2 separate regions of the Homo sapiens genome follow, and region 1 is linked to region 2. A link is an interaction called in ENCODE POLR2A ChIA-PET data of the cell type or tissue named here. Cell type or tissue: B cell. All regions are shown on one strand.

Region 1 (2,500 bases), 92 kb after region 2:
ATCATTCTTCAAATCATCAAATATTTATCAAATTTGTCACTCTGACGAGTGCTGTGCCAGGACTTTCTGATGGATTGCCAGGTACAATATTCTTGAGGAGTTCCATATCAATACAATGACGACACCTTTTCAACTACATGGGCTAACAAAAGACTTTTTATGAATTCATGAATGTTAAAGTCTTAAAATGCTATTAAAATCAAACCACATTGGCTATATATTTAACAAGTCTGTTGAAAAGGGTAAAGTTATATTTTCCAGATAAATCCAGTCTATATGGTTAATACTTACAGAATAGGAATTGCTTGTACTTAGGGTTGCTCAAGGAATATAAGAGGGGTGTCCTGGCAATTTTCCATTTGCACCTACAGATCCATTTTTTACCCTATTTGTCTTGCTTTTTACTGGCAGCTGAACTCTACAGACTGTGCCACACAAGCCCTCTGGTTTCTGGTTTGGTCAATGGGAGGTACCAACAGAAGTTTGGAGGATGGGAGGAAAAGAGGACAAGTGTTTATTCCCCGGTCCTTTGCTGGGCCACATTTTGGCAGTGACTGTATTTCTTTATTTATAGTAACAGCCTTTGTCAGGCATCCCTTTCCAAGCTACAGCTCTTACAGGGTTCCACTAATAGCTCCCCTCCCCTGTTCCTTCAAGCTTAAGGTCTCCCATTGTTGCCAGTCCTTAAGTACTTTACCATTCCTTGTTGGTTCCCTTAACCATTCCCATCCCTCTATAAATTATCCCTTTATTAAGCTCTTGTTACCTTCTTAGAGTGTGCCATCTTTAGTAATAAAAGAAGAGGCCATAAATCAGCCAGTATCTAAGGACCGCCTGCTGAGGTGGCACTGTTAAGACATATAATACATGATCTTGCTCTTGAGACACTTACAGTCAGCCCAGTGAAGGAGATAAAACCAACACATGTGAAGCAATTAGGAAACACTACACATTGTCATCTAATGAGATACTCCGTTTGTTTGCCTCTTACTAACATTCACCCTTCTTCTGGTAACCATCCCCTGATTTTCCTCTTCTGTTACTTCAGTCAATGTCTTTTGGGTGGAGTGAACTTCATTTTCAAAAACATTAATGACATGAATCAGACCTGAGCTACTGGATTCCTCTAGCCACATATCCCAATCAGAGCCAGTGAAATGTAAGAAGACTATTGCTGGCACCTGTGGGAAGGAAGCATGCACTCTTCCACTGAGATTGCTAACAGTAAGGATTATGTAAACTGGAGCTGTCAGCAGCCACCACATGGAGCCTAAAAATGAAGCCAGCACACAAGACAGAGTCAAGAGATGAAAAGAAATAGAATTCTAATGACATTGCTTAAGCCCTTGGATCAAACTATGCCTTAAGCTAAATATATAACTAGTTTTTCACTAAAATAGCTCTAACAATTCATAAATTGATACCAGGAATGGGGATTAGTAACAGAAAGATCCAGAAATGTTGAAGTAGCTGATTCAGATGAGGCCTCATTGGTATCAGGCTGGGACTTCGATACCAAAGCAGTAGGTTAAACTGGCACCTGTTGTATAGTGGGATTCAGAACATGTGCCTATCAAGGATAAAATGTAAAAGGGCCTGTTGTTAAAAGGTCGGATACTAAAATATATCAACTATTACTTGTTAGTTTTTAGTAATGTCCTTTAAGAAAGGCTCAAACTTAGGACTAAGATTGATTTATCTAAGGCAGAGAGGAAAAGATACCACTTTGTTACAAGTGAACATTTTTGCTTATAGGCTGCAATAAAAGATGACAGAAACATCAATAATCTGGAGCCATAAAGGGTTGAAAAAGCCCCAAGAGGATGTTAATGTTAATGAAGGCAAGAATGGATAACATTGGCACTAGGGAGAAGTCTTAATACACTCAGGCCTCTTTCAAGCAATTCCTGCCTGCTGAGAAAGGTAATAGTTATTCCACTCTACTCCCTCCACCACCAGCTCACACACCATCATCACTCCCTCCCCTTGCAAACCCAGTGGCTATTGTTTCAAATTGTTATCAGGCAGAAACCAAAATAGAGGCCTCTAAGTTAGAATACCAAGGCCTATTACTAAAAGACAAAAATGCTCAGATGAAAATCTAGATTCAAAGACTGAAGCTTAAAAAAAACCCTCTGGCTTTGGAATTCTCCCCCTATGGAATTGGCCAGATGCAAATAGACTAGAAGTTTACTAAGAATTAAAGAAAACTGGGCGAGGCACAGTGGCTCATGCCTCTAATCCTAGCACTTTGGGAGGCCGAGGCAGGCGGATCACCCGAGGTCAGGAGTTCAAGACCAGCCTGGCCAACATGGTGAAACCCTGTCTCTACTAAAAATGCAAAAATTAGCCAGGTGTGGTGGCACACACCTGAAATCCCAGCTACTCAGGAGGCTGAGGTGGGAGAATTGCTTGAACCCGAGAGGTGGACATTGCATGAACTGAGATAGCACCACTGCACTCCAGCCTGGGCAACAAGAACAAGACTTTGTCTCAAAAA
Region 2 (2,500 bases):
TATAAGGTAATTTATTTATAATGTTAAACAAAAGCATACTTTCTGTAACCAACACAGACTGCTGGTTACAGAATAATTATGATCCTGTTCTCATGCTATGTCTTTTTAAAACTGTTTCTTTAAAGGATTTAAGCCATTCAGAAAACCCAACAGTTTGTGAATCACCCAATACAAAAAATTTCTTATTTCAAGTTTCAAATTGTAGTCATCTATAGCATTACAAAAGAACTGACAAAAGATCAAAAACTGCTGGGTGATCTCAAAATATCCCTCTTCCCTTTCTGTCCACTCCTCAAAACACAGTTTAAATTGATAAAAATTAAAACCTCTTAACTGAAATTCCTTCAGCCTCACAGTTGGTCCTGTTGGTTTTACTACGTATAACTTCTATCATCTAAGAAAATTTGCAGGAAATAAATTTTTAGTCACTGAGTTCTTCATTTAAATAGGAAAAACAATTACTCAGAATTAAACACGTTATTGTAATAGGCTTCATGAGCTTTGGTGTCCTAAAAAGAATCATTAAAACTAGATTTCATTAGGTAGGTACTATGGGGTAAATAATGATATACTCTAAGGACCAGCTTTTCTTCACTAAATGCTATCTGTTCTGTAACCTTAATTTACATGGCTCAAATTTATTCATACATTTTTATAAAGACAGGAACTACGGTTATAAGCACACTTATTTTGCTCTTTGGTATGAAAAAGTAGAGTTTGATAATGCCAATTTGCTACCATCTACGTATCTGGATAAATTAACCAGCTAAGTCAAAATAAGCCATGGTATACATATGAAGATTGGTAGGCCCGAGGGAAGTAACTAATTTAGTAGCCAAAATTAGTTTGGCTTCTGACTCACAATTTTAGTAGTCAAAATTAGTTTGGCTTCTGACTCACAATTTAAAATAATCCTTTGCAATATTCTTCATTTAATTGCCTCATTCTTTGTACTTCCTCTTCACAATGTCTAGGCTCACTTCCTAAGAGTTTTCTTGCAGAAATCAGCATTTATTGACCTCTCAAAGAACACACACTTGCTGTTGTCAGCAAAGAACACGGGATTGGAGAAAAAGCATTGTAGAAGCACTGGAAGGAAATAAAAGTGTATCTTCTCATGAAATAATGTTTGTTCAGATCTGGGACCTCAAAGAAATACTGAACATTTTGATATATAAAAAGAAATTATGTGCATTCCAACCCAAGAGTTCATTTCCTCTGACTGATTCAGGGCCTGACTTTTAGTTGCTATAATTGAGTAGAAAGATAATTTCTACCACATTTACTGGTACTTAGATGGTTAAGCAACATTACAGCCTCAGTATTTTTCACGGTGTCTTAGCACAATCTTACAAAGGTTCTTAACAAACAAAAGTACAAGCCTCTTGAGGTCATCTGAGATCTTATGGGACTTTTCATAATGGTAGGGTGTTAATCCCTATGGTCTGGCCTTTCTCCAATTTAAACCATTACCTAAACTGCTTACCTGAACTCCTATTACCTATTCAATTGGCTCACACATCCTTCATTCTCAATCTTGAACCACAGACCTTGCACACATTTTTTAACAGGCAAGGTAAAATGGCTTCTTTGGGTGCTTAACTACTACAGAAAATGTTTCTCACTCCAGAAGAATTAGTAAAACAGCAGTTTAAACTATACTGTGCTATGACCGTTTGAATTTTTTTTACCATTATTTTGTACGGTACACAGAACACTCTAATTGTCTGTGATTTTACATAGTCTTGGAATTTCAAGCTTTTATCTCTGACAAGAGAATTTGTTCATGATCAGCTTACGTGCTAAACACAGCTGTGAAAGTGCAATTAAGGTCTTATTTCACACCATGTTAGGTACCAAACCTGAGCTAGCACAAGGATGAAACAATGCTAACAGGCCCGGTTAACCACTCCCCTTGTCCCAACCATCCACCTTTCTCTCCCTCTCCACCCTTCACACACACACACACACACACACACACACACACACACACACACACCATGCACATGCTTTTCCTAAATTTGTATATAGTTGTATGCACATATATGTATAATGTATAAATGTGTTCACGTGTTTATACACATAATTTCAACCAGAAACATATATGGTTCATAAAGGTGAAAACAGAAGAACAACGTATCTTTCTCTCTTCACAAGAATAGGTTCTACATATCCTAAGAAACACTAAACAAAAAGAGGTCAATAATCCTTGATCCAAAATTCTTCTTCTTCTTTTTTTTTTTTTTTGAGACAGGGTCTCACTCAGTTGCCTAGGCTGAATTGCAGTGGCACAATCATAGTTTACTGCAGCCTTGACCTCCTGGGCTCAAGTGATCCTCTCACCTCAGCCTCCCAAGTAACTGGGATGACAGGCATGTGCCACCCTACCCGGCTGATTTCATTTTTATTTTTGTAGAAACGGAGTCTCATTTTGCTTCCCAGGCTGATCTTGAATCCTGGGCTCAACTGATCCTCCTGCCTTGGCCTCCCAAAGCACTGG

The links. Peaks named below come from ENCODE experiments on the same cell type or tissue, not always from the same donor. Only the 100,000 strongest peaks of a DNase experiment are listed, where the experiment ranks them.
Region 1: POLR2A ChIA-PET joins it to region 2 with 6 read pairs; 2 of 35 experiments call an interaction of 5 or more read pairs at or near these places.

What each region holds. Positions count from the first base shown.
Region 1 is chr15:56,891,556-56,894,055 of GRCh38, reverse strand. All of the region lies in intron 2 of TCF12-DT (TCF12 divergent transcript), which reads left to right. Among named protein-coding and RNA genes, the nearest start is that of LINC03065, 5.7 kb to the right of the region's middle. RefSeq lists an enhancer at 1,646-2,205. In B cell, no CTCF peak of the experiment used is centred here; no DNase peak of the experiment used is centred here.
Region 2 is chr15:56,983,749-56,986,248 of GRCh38, reverse strand. The region is part of intron 3 of TCF12 (transcription factor 12); the gene reads right to left. Among named protein-coding and RNA genes, the nearest start is that of TCF12, 66 kb to the right of the region's middle. In B cell, no CTCF peak of the experiment used is centred here; no DNase peak of the experiment used is centred here; H3K27ac peaks cover 818 bases.